Linked DNA regions of Homo sapiens: region 2 is linked to region 1. Evidence: chromatin contacts called from ENCODE Hi-C or POLR2A ChIA-PET data. All regions are on one chromosome and are shown on one strand. Each heading gives the region's core, a stretch centred on a gene start or an enhancer-like site at or near the end of the contact. The rest is flanking DNA. Distances are from core to core; before and after follow the strand shown. Region 1 holds the start of CD9 (CD9 molecule). Region 2 holds the start of MLF2 (myeloid leukemia factor 2).

Region 1 (5,710 bases), core at 1,777-4,276:
TCCTGCTTTTCAAGGCCCACATCAGGTTCCGAATGCCAAGTTTATAAATGTCTGGTCTCAAGAGAGAAACGGACGTGGTGACAACATAATCACCCAAGCAGTTCCCTTAGGTTACACCTTTCCTTAAGGGAGTCTTGGGAGCTTCTTCCCACCCTTCTCCCATTCCCACTCAGCAGCCAAAACCAGTTGGGTAAAGTAACCTAGTTCTGAGACCACCCTGCCGCATCACCTTGGATAAGTCACCTAACCTCTCTGGGAAATGGTTTCCTGATCATCAGTACAGTGGGGACAATGCTTCCTGCTCTTGGCTACATCATGGGACTAGAACAAGAAAGGCTCTAAAGACTAACACTCTGCACAAGTGGACCGACCACAGTCTTCCTTTTCATTACATCATCTCCTAGGGATGAGGGCTTCATCTCCACAGGGACCCAGATACAGGACAAATGAACAGTAATTCAGGAAAACATAGCTACTGCCCATCTTCCTGCCTCTGATGAAGATGGAAGAGGACAGAAGTAAAGTAGGGGCCCCAGGAATTGTAATACTGGCTCTGTCTCTGCGATCCTGGGTAAATCACCCCATCTCTCTTCCTCTGCTGCCTCACTATGAATAAGAGAGCTGGACTGCATGATCTTCAAAAGTCATTCCAAACATTTCCAGTGTGAGTGATTTCTGTTTCAGACTACATAGGTCATCAGCTGCACCTAGGCTGGGGCCAGGCATAGGGGGTTCTGAATACGAGTGGGGTGGCAGGCTGAGGACAGTACGGACAGATTGCAGGCCAGCAGGCCACAGACAGAGTAGATACCAGTGGCCCTGTGAGCCTCGCATCAGCTTCCTGCATATGCCATGGGGCAGATGGGGGTAGGGAGGCACACTGTGGCAGTCTGTGTTTCCCTGCAGTCCCAAACCTGGATGCAGTCTAGGCAGACAGCTGAGGACTAACCAACACACCAGCCGGGAGAGACTGTACCTGGGAGGGGAGAGGAAAACTCCCAAAGTTCAAGGGTGGGTGAGGCCAGCTGCCTTCCCGCATACTTTTCTGCTGCCAGGGATTGGTGAAAGAAAGAAGCTAAGCGTGGCAGCTGGGTGGTTGCTGGGGTGGGTGGCAACACAGGAGGAGGGGTGCCCACGGCCAGCAGGGTCTTTTTAAAGCAAGTCAAGGGTTGGGAAGGAGCACACCTATATGCCGTCCTCACTGGGGTGTGTGTTATGGTGACTGATGCACTGGGGGAAGTCAGTCTCTGCAAATTGGAAAAACTGTTCAACCACCCCTTCAGCTCTGGGGAGGAGTGAATCTTAGAAGATTTCCCTAAGGAGGCTTGTGGGGACCTCAGTGACCAGCTCCAGGGGGAATAAGTGCATTTGTTTCTTTTCTACTTTTTTTGAGACAGGGCTCACTAGGTCACCCAGGCTAAGTGCAGTGGTGCAATCATGACTCACCGCAGCCTTGACCTCCCAGGCTCATGCCATCCTCTCATCTCAGCCTCCTGAGTAGCTGCGATCACAGGTGCATGCCAACACGCCCAGCTAATTTTTTATTTTTTTGTGGAGATGGGGGTCTCACTATGTTACCCAGGCTGGTCTTGAACCTGGATGAAAGCGATCCTCCTGCCTCAGCCTCCCAAAGTGCTGGGATTACAGGCATGAGCCACTGTGCCTGGCCAAGTGCACTTTTTTGTTACAAGACTCTGGTGGCATGCACCTGTTTCTACATCCATCTATCTTGAGAGTGGCATAGAGACTCTCTTCCTGCCTGCAGAGCGGCAAGTATTGTCATGTGTGTGCAGGGAATGTGGCTATAGAAACAAGGACACAAGGGTTTCCTATTCCTTGCTTCTGTCGCCTCTCAGCCTTCCCATTTGTAGAGGCTGAGTGGCCTGCAGCAGGTGTCTCTGGAGCTCCTGGCCCCGCTGGCCTCTCCAGATGAACGTCCGCTCTGCGCCCTGCCTGGCCTTGGGTGGGCCGCCTGGGCTGGCGGGGAGGGGAGAGGGCAAGGCCAAGGCTCTCCTGGGCGGGCAGCTGGCTGGCACCTGATCTCTCCCGGAAATGCACACACAGGACTCATCCCACTAGAGGCGCAGATAGGTATCTGCCCCCTCCTCTCCCGAACTCTGAGTTCTCTCCAGTGAAGATACTTATCGTCCTTGAAAGAAATCAAGACAAGCTAGTCTTTCAGGGAGCTACCAGGGAGTTCGGCGCTCTCACGGTGGCTCAGAATCAAAGTCTGAGGGAACGGGGGCCTGCGAGGTTCCTCCTCAAGGGTGGAGGGGCCCCCGACTCTCAGGGACTGGGTCCCGGGGCCGGACCCGCGGCCGAGGCACCCCTGCCGCTCCTGCGTAAAAGTGAGAGCCGCTCTTGGCTGAGCTCTCGCCGTGCCCGCACCCTCCCTTCCTGGCGCCCCCTACTACCTGGGAGACCCCACCCGGTCACAAGCCATACTGCTCACCACAGTCCTCCTTGGCCTTGGCCCAAAGAGGGGTGCTCCGCTTCTCCCTGCCTTCCTCTCTGGCACTCGGAGGGACTTGAGCTGGGAGCAGACACACACCCCAGCTCAAATCCTAGGCGAGCTAAAGTGCTCAGGACCCTCCCGCACGCCTCATCTCAAGAGGGCCCGGCTCCCCACGCCGGCTGGGCGGTGATGAGCCCCCACCCGAATGCGCCCGTCGCGGCCGTCCCGCCCGGCTCTGGACCCGGCCTTGGAGCCAGCTGGCAGCCGCAGGGCGCTCTCTCTTCCCGCCCGGTGCCTGCCCGGTGCGGGCAGTGCCAGCTGCCGGCACTCGCGGCCGCGGCCAGTGTCCGGGGCCCGCGAACAGGTGGGCCCTGAGAGGAGCGCGCGGCAGTCGCGCTCACTCACCCAGAAGATGAAGTTAAATCCGAACAGCAGGTATTTGATGCACTTGGTGCCTCCTTTGACCGGCATGGTGAGGGCTAACTTAGCCTGGGCCGAACGGGTGCGGGACTGGGGGGCGCGCGCAGCTGGGACTGGCGGGACCTGGCGCTGGATACAGATGCAGGCGGCTGTAGGCTGGTCTCCGGCTGCACTTTTAAAAAGTGCCACTCCTTAGGGCGCGCGACCCGCTGCGGTGCGCATGTGCCGGGAAAAGCCGCCCCCACTCCCCCCGCCGGCCACGCCTCCCGCCCCACCGGCCCCGCCCGGGCCGCACCCCCCCCGCCCCCCGCCCCCGCCCAGGTCGGCGAGCCCCGGCCCCAGCTGCCCCGCGGAGCCCGACCCTCTCCCTGTTTCCCCGCCTAGTCGCCCTAACCCCCACCCGCCACCCACTCCTTCTTCAAGCCGTCTTGGGGTCTTTGCAGGCAGCCACTCCCTGCCACTTTTACCGCGGACTTACGTGGAGGCCTCGCCCTTCCGGTTCCCCCGCGTTTGGTCTGGGCGCCGGACCGGGCGTTCTGCTTTGGGAGACTCTTCCCCGGGTCGTCAGGGCTAAAGGCCCCTTGGCCAAGGCCTGCTGCCAGAGTGAGGGGCCCTTCTGCTTTGCGAGGATTTAAAGGGAAGCCGCCTGGCTTAATTTCGCCCTCGTCTGTCTCCTTGCAAACCTTCGCTCGCTGACCATACTTTTCATTGGGCACAGCATGTGGGGTAGGAGGAATTAGAAGCGCGCAGTCTGGGTGGGATGACAGATGGGAGGCTTTTGGAAGTAATTAGCAAATACCTATCACCGAATAATAACACAGCTGAGGGCTGGGCAGTCCCCAAGCGCTTCCTGCACTTGAGGTTTAGTTGCCCCAGAGGGAAAAAGGGTCTGTAGACGGCTTCTGTTTTCTCTCTACTCCTCCACCCCACCCTCCCTCCTGCGTCTTTGGACTTGCTCGCTGCTGCCTTGAACTGCTCCAGATGCCGAGCTCGGAGCGCTTCTCCTGAGCTCACAAACTTTCTGTAGCTCTCCAGATTCAAGGACCTAAGTCGAAATTCCTCGTCTTGCCCTCAAGGCCCTGTACAGAGCACTGATCTGACTTCTCCCGGACCCAGAGCCCACCCCACTCGCTGGCCGGCATGCGCCCTGGCTGGCTGGCCCCCCCCCAACGTCACTTGTAGGAATTCTGTGGGTCTTTAAACACTCCTTTCCTGATTCTCTGGAGTGGACGAGGAGAGTCACCTTCTTTTGAAGTCCCCGAATCCCTTTGTATTATTTTCAAAATGAAGTTTCCTTTACTGTCCTTTATGATTACAAAAGCAAGATACAGTCATTACAGAAACAACCGAAATACCAAGAAGTGAAAGGAACAGACCTCAAAATTCTGCTCACCAGAAACAGCCACTGTTAGCACATTGCTGTTATTTGCCTGTTTATTATCAGTAGACTTGTCTCATTGGTTCAAAAACATTTTTCAGTATCTATTAGGGTATTTCATTAGGGGTAGGAGCTGAAAAACATGGATTAGTCCTTGTTTCTGCTCAGGGACCAGTGTGGGAGGAGACAGGCAGCCAGACAATGGTTTGAGGGTGATAGGTGCAGTTACGGGGAGAGGCTTGGGGGCTAAGAGGCTAAGGAGAGGCCTCTGACCCAGACTGGGAGATGATGCTGCAGAACCACAGGGAAAGTTGCCGCCAAGGGAGAATCCTGGGCAAAGGCTGGGGCAGGGGCTGTCCGGGCTCTGGGCTGGAGCCTGGAGTCACGGGGTAGTTTGTGGGAAGGTGAGAAAGAGCCTTGTGCTCCTGGACTTTGCACTCTGAGCATTAGGGGCCACCGAAAGGTTCAAGCAGGGGAATGGTTGGATCTGCTGTGTTTTCAGAGGTTCTCTGCCTGTGTTTTAGGTAGTTGGGTGGGGGAAGGCCGGAGGGGCAGGTAGGAAGCCCCTTGAGGACCAGGACCATTGTTGGCATCTCCAGTCCTTGGCTCAGTGCTTTACGGGATTGCATGGAACATGGAGATGTTGTATTTGGGGAGACGCAATCAGGTAATATGAGGGGAGCAGTGGTAGATGAAAGTTGAGCTGAGGACCAGGTGCAAATCTGCTAGGAGGCTGTGGAGTAGTTCAGGTGAGAGAAGAATGAATGAAGGCGGGGCAATGGGATAAAGCCTAGAGAAGGCAGGGCAAAACCCCATGAGGTGTCAGGCCGGGAAGGGGAGGGAGAGATCAGAGGCAGAGCAGCAGAAGCTAGTAACAAGTAGGGGCACAGGGCACATCCCCACGTCAATCTGAGTCCGAGAGGCTCCCCAGAGCAGGGGACATTGCAGCAGCTGACTTGACTTGGGAAGGTGGAGTCAGTAGTCAATGCGGAGGAGGGAATTCCAAGAGGGAACTGGATATGCAAAGACACAGAAGCGGGCAGCTGGCTGCACTGGGGAAACAACCGATAGTGGTACATGGGGAGGAAGGAGGACAAGGAAGGAGAGGCAGGGCCTAAACTGAGCCTAATGCCAAGAGGACAAGCAGAGGAATTTTGGTGATGCTTGACTTTACACATCCTAACCAGTGTCCAGGATGATTCCAGCACAGGGGAGGAGTGTGAAGCACCCTGGAGGGTGGGAAGGAGGCCGGAAAACAGTCAGTGTTCCATTGTGCCCTTTTGGGCCTGCGTCCATCTATCTTGGGAGACAGGTCTTAGGAAAAGAAAGATTTTATTGCATCTCCCCCTTCTCCCAAGTTAACAAGTACTGGTGGGAGGAGTTCAGTAAATATTTAAGTTTATAATAGAAATTACTTATTAGGGTAAACGTGAGTGTTGACAGAGGAAATCCACAGG
Region 2 (5,710 bases), core at 2,177-4,676, 550 kb before region 1:
CCCGGGAGGCGGAGCTTGCAGTGAGCCGAGATCGTGCCACTGCACTCCAGCCTGGGCGACAGAGTGAGACTCCGTCTCAAAAAAAAAAAAAAAAAAAAGAGGGAGGGAGAGAGGGAAAAGACAAGAGGGATGGAGGAAGGGAGAGAGGAAGAGAGTGAAGGAGAAGAGAGGAAAGGAAATGAAGGAGAGGGAGAGACCCGGAGAAGGAAGACAGACACAAACTCTGGTTACTTGCAAAATTACATCCCTTTAATTCCTGGAGTAGACAACTGCCTATATGGTATGTCTCCAAGAACTCTGAAAATGGGCTCTTGCATTTGCTCTTTCATCCTCACCTGTTCAAGAGGTTTTTTTTTTTTCTTTTTTTCTTTTTTAGAGACAGGGCCTTGCTCTGTCTCCCAGGCTGGAGTGCAGTGGTGTGATTATGGCTCAAGCAATCCTCCCACCGCAGCCTCCCAAGTAGCTGGGACTACAGGCACACACCACCACACCTGGCTAATTTTTTTTACTGAAGAGACAACGTCTCACTATGTTGCTCAGGCTGGTCTCCAACTCCAGGGCTCAAACGAGCCTCCTGCCTTGGCTTCCCAAAGTGTTGGAATTACAGGTGTGAGTCACTGTGCCTGGCCAACAATTTCCTTTTTTTTTTTTCTTTTTTTTATTGAGACGGAGCCTTGCTCTGTCGCCCAGGCTGGAGTGCAGTGGCAAGATCTCGGCTCATTGCAACCTCTGCTGCTGGGTTCAAGCGATTCTCATGCCTCAGCCTCCCAAGTAGCTGGGAGTACAGGCACGTGCCACTATGCCTGGCTAATTTTTTTGTATTTTTAGTAGAGACAGGGTTTTGCCATGTTGGCCAGGTTGGCCAGGCTAGTCTCGAACTCCTGACCACAAGTGATCCAACCACCTCGGCCTCCCAAAGTGCTGGGATTACAGGCGTGAGCTACCGCGCCTGGCCAGCAGATTCTTAAGTTTTGGAAGGAAGAAGAGAAAGGACTCTAGGCACCTAAAGGCGGTACGTAAAGGATAGCAGGTGGCTGAGCACAGTGGTTCATGTCTGTAATCCCAGCACTTTGGGAGGCCAAGTTTGGGCGAATCACTTGAGCTCAGGAGTTTGAGACCAGCCTGGGCAACATGATGAAACTCCCCATCTCTACAATTTAATTAAAAAAAAAACAAAAAAACGGATAACAGGTAACTAAAAAAGAAAAAGGTGGCTACAAGACTGTATGCCTTCAATTGGCAGAGACCGTGTCTTATATTTTGTATGTATGCTTAATACAATGTACCTAGGACAGTTCCAGGCCTCATTAAACATTTGCTTTTTATTTTTATTTTTATTTTTTTTGGAACAGAGTCTCGCTCCATCCCCCAGGCTGGAGTGCAATGGCGTGATCTCGGCTCACTGCAACCTCCACTTCCCAGGCTCAAGTGATTCTCCTGCCTCAGCCTACTTGTGGGATTACAGGTGCTTGCTACCATGCCCGGCTAATTTTCGTTTTTGTTGTAGTTGTTGTTTTGAGACGGAGTCTCACTGTCGCCCAGGCTGGAGTGCAGTGGCACAATCTTGGCTCACTGCAATCTCCATCTCCTGGGTTCAAGCGATTCTCCTGCCTCAGCTTCCTGAGTAGCTGGGATTACAGACATGTGCCACCACGCCCAGCTAATTTTTGTATTTTTAGTAGAGACTGGATTTCACTTTGTTGGTCAGGCTGGTCTCGAACTCCTGATCTTGTGATGTGCCCGCCTCAGCCTCCCAAAGTGTTGGGATTACAGGCGTGAGCCACTGCGCCAGGCCTTAAACATTTGTTGATTGGCTGGACAATAAAGAACTTGCTTTAGAAGGAGGAGAGGACAAAAGAAAAAAAATGGATAGGATCTCTTTAGTTAAGTTTCAGCCACAGAACCTTTACTGGGACAACTCTTGATCACATGTCAAACTGCTTTCATTTGGGGCAAGAGGATAAGGGGAAGTTGCATGGTGGGAAGTGCAGAGATCTGGAAGACAGAAGATTTTACTAAGTCTCTTCCCCCAGAAATAGCAATGAAAAACAAATTTACTTGTATTCTGTCTGTTTTCCTTTGACTTGCCAGTCTGTCAGCTTATATCTTAATTATCTATCTCTGCTCCCTGTCTCTATTATTGTTTTTTCCTCTTTAATAATGATCAAGTCCAAAGAAACGTGAGAAGCCCTGTTCCTAGCACCTTTTCCTGAGTCACCAGGGACCCCCTCTTTCTCCCCCAGGGAATTACTGGGAACAAGTCTTTCTCATTGGGTCAGACTCCACACAGCACTAATATGGCTAAAAGCCAGAGTAAAGAACCAGGGAAAGCTGGAGTTTGGATGAGTCTGGTTAAAGTCCATCCTAGACAGTCCAAATGCCCTGACCCCAAAGGGGAAGGCCCTTCTCTCCAGCAGAGCCAGATTTTATGCAAGACATTTAGTATGTCAAAGTATCAGTCTCTGGCCTTGGAGGCAGGTCTTCTGGGCCCCGTTTTAGCTCCTCCCCTGGGTGATCCAGGTTAACTGAGCTCTCCACTCCTTTGTTCCCCCAAACTTTAGACCTTTGACCTAAGAAAGCAACCAAGAAAGGTCAGTGCAGGACTGGGAGCTCTTGAGGACACAAGAATTAGAGTAAAAGGAAGGGGAGAGTGGCATTAAACTAATAGATTCAGAACTGTAGCCTTTCCCCAGTCCAACCCTTCACAGATGGGTAACGGGGGAGGGTCCAGGTCCCTCTCCAACGCGAGTTCTCAAGGGCCTCCGGTTCCAGCCTGGCCGAGGAGCGCCATCTGGCGGCCAACCCCCCAACCTGGATCCTCTGCCCCATCCGACTTTCTGAAGCCCGAACTAGATCTGGGCTGGAGAGTTTCACCTCCTCTGCGTCACTCCGGGGACTCCGCCCTGCCAGGAACGCTCCTCCTCAAGCGGGGACAGGCCCAAGCGCCTCCCCCGCAGGAAAACTGCCCATCCTCCCTCTAGGGTAGACTGCTTCTCCAGTAGAGTCGGCTTAAAGCTCCCCCCAGGGATCCGCCCCGCCTCGTCGCCCACAGAGCGCCCGCCTCTCCCCAAGGGGCATCTGCCCCTCGTCCTCCAGTTTCCCCTTGAGGAGGGAGAGAGAACGTGCTGCACTGCGCCCCCAGGTTCAACCTCCAACCCGGTCCCTCCCGAAGAATGGATTCCTCTTCTCCTTCTCCTCCCCTGCCTTATGGGAGCCTCTTCCAGTCCACAGAACCCAAATCGAGGTTACTAATGAGCTCCCCTTCTTCGTGCCCAGGGGACCCCTCTCGGCCTCAGGCTCTGCTCCCCTGAGCTTGGCCCATGGCCCCGGCGCCCCTGGGACTCGGCCCCAGCCATCTCACCACCCGCGCCAGGGGGCGGGGCTCCCACGGCCCGGCCCCGGGTGGGCGGGTCTATCGTGACGTCACTTCCGCCCGGGCCTGGCCGAGGTTCGGGCTCCGTTGGCCGAGGGGGCCGTACGGAGGTGGCAGCTGTGGGAGGAGGCGGCGTGGAAGGCCGAGGAGCTCAAGCCCGGACCAATCCCCACGTTCCGGGCCGCGACCCTGACCCTGCAGCGTACCGGGAAGCGAAACCGGCCGGATGGGCCGCTGAGCCCGAATCGGGCACTGGTGAGGCTCGGGCAGAGCTGGCAGCCCCGGACGGGAGCGGGCCCACGGGGCTGCAGGGTCTGGGAGCCCGGGATGCGGGGTGGGGAGAGGAGAGGCTCAGGCCTACCTCTCCTGCTCGCCTGGCGGGGAGGCGGGAGCTAGAGGAGTCGCAGACAGGCGCGGGGGGCTTAGTGAGGCCCGCCTGGGGGAGGCCTGAGTGTAAGGAGGGGGCGGGGTGACTGGGGTCATTAATGGGGCGGAGGACCTGCACTTGGCATTCTCATCTAGAACGGTGTCGTCGGCGGGAGGAGGGGAGAGTATGCTACCGGCCAGAGCTTTGGGAAGAGGATGGCTCTGAGTGGGGGAGGGAAAAACCGAGAGGGTTGGAAAAATTTTCCATGGCCCTAATTGAGAAAGAGGTTTGAAGAGCCCTTCCCTCCCTAGAGGGTTGTGTGGAACACCTGGAGTAGGGTCTCCCTGGAGTTTAGGGGGTCAGTTACAGGATTTGGAAAGGACAGTGCTCTGAGAGTCCCCACACTGAGTGGGTGTGCAAAACCCTGGCCACCTCCAAGTATCTGAGCTTCCATATCTTTCCAGTGTGGAGCCCCCTGGAGCTGAGATCAGGATGTTCCGCTTCATGAGGGACGTGGAGCCTGAGGATCCCATGTTCCTGATGTGAGTATTCCCTCCCCCTCAAGCTCTCCCACTCCAGGTCTCTGAGCAGTTCAGGCAGACATCGGGGTTCCCATTGCTAGGAATGGTTGGAACTGGCTGGATACCTAGCTCCTACCTAGCAGGAAGTAGGCATCGGTGCCACTGTTGCTCTGTGCGTATTTTTTTGCAGGGTGGTGGAGGGATTGACAGTTTGGCGCTTCTGCCATCCATACTATGTGCTCACTCCACAGGGATCCCTTTGCTATTCACCGTCAGCATATGAGCCGTATGTTGTCAGGTGGCTTTGGATATAGCCCCTTCCTCAGCATCACAGATGGCAACATGCCAGGGACCAGGCCTGCCAGCCGCCGGATGCAGCAGGTAATGATGCTGAGACACACCTGAGACCCAAAGAAAGGTTGGAGGTTAGTTAGGAAAGCACTTAATTTTCTTGCACTACAGCCAACTGAGCAAGTGAAATGCTCTAGGAGTTGGGGAAAGGGTCAGGAAAAAGGGCTTTGTGACTCCCTTTTGAGAGGATGGAAAAAAATTGAGGCCATGGGCCTGGTTTGGGATTGTAAAGAGATAGGATGTGGTCTCTAATTTCTGTTCCTCATGTGTTCCTGTAGGCTGGAGCTGTCTCCCCCTTTGGGATGCTGGGAATGGTGAGTCTTTATCTCCCTGTGTCCTTCCATCTCAGACACACTCTCTACCCTTAGATATTATTCCCAAATGTGCCTCTTAGGAATAGTTTCATGAGTAACCCCAGAATCTTCTCTTTTTATGGCATTCACAAAGCTCTGAGCCTGTTGGGTACTAGGAGCCCTGTGGGTTAAAGGTGTTAAACTCTTGTTGGGAGGCCGAGATGGGTGATCACTTGCAGTCAGAAGTTCGAGACCAGACTGGCCAACATGGTGAAACCCCGTCTCTACTAAAAATACCAAAAAAGCCAGGCATGGTGGCACACACCTGTAGTCCCAGCTACTCTTGAATCCGGGAGGTGGAGATTGCAGTGAGCCGAGACTGCGCCACTGCCCTCCAGCCTGGGCAACAGAGCCAGACTCCATCTCAAAAAAAAAAAAAAGAAAAGATGTTATTAACTGTTGTACTCCTAGAAGTTCATACGCATTAGGAAGATGTAATTGTCTAGCAAAATTTGTTCTTTTGAGGAGGGAAGTGCAGTTAAAGGGCCAACTAGAGATGATTTTTTGGTAGGTTTTAACAATTTCATGCCTTACCTCTTTAGAGTTTAGAATCCATTACTTTGGCTTGCTTCCTAAAGATGGGGGGAATATAGCAAGCAGGAGAAGGAAAATTGGATCACAGCAGTCACAGAGACTGAGGAAGGGGTCAGCAGTTCACAGGAGGAGAAATATGAGTATTCTGGTTATTTTAACAGAATGAGAAAGAGAACTTGCTAGATGTGAAGGAAGAAGAGAAAGGAAATGT

What was found. Hi-C counts contacts between places; a loop is a spot of excess contacts on that map. ChIA-PET counts read pairs that join two places held with the same protein, here RNA polymerase II (POLR2A).
Region 2: a map of vagina shows a loop between it and region 1 (7-fold over the local background). The contact joins the promoter of MLF2 here to the promoter of CD9 in region 1. A Hi-C loop is called at or near these places in 1 of 168 maps with a recorded cell type or tissue (vagina). POLR2A ChIA-PET finds 5 or more read pairs at or near these places in 1 of 52 experiments (WTC11).

The regions. Positions count from the first base shown.
Region 1 is chr12:6,197,716-6,203,425 of GRCh38, reverse strand. It overlaps CD9 (CD9 molecule), which reads right to left and starts at 3,026. Exons shown (of 8, transcript NM_001769.4): 1 at 2,861-3,026. The coding sequence starts at 2,926. RefSeq lists enhancers at 479-1,090, 1,091-1,703, 2,930-3,541, 3,542-4,154.
Region 2 is chr12:6,750,857-6,756,566 of GRCh38, reverse strand. It overlaps MLF2 (myeloid leukemia factor 2), which reads left to right and starts at 3,426. Exons shown (of 9, transcript NM_001382226.1): 1 at 3,426-3,628; 2 at 4,205-4,282; 3 at 4,513-4,642; 4 at 4,891-4,926. The coding sequence starts at 4,233. RefSeq lists enhancers at 2,870-3,039, 3,070-3,119 and a silencer at 3,290-3,529.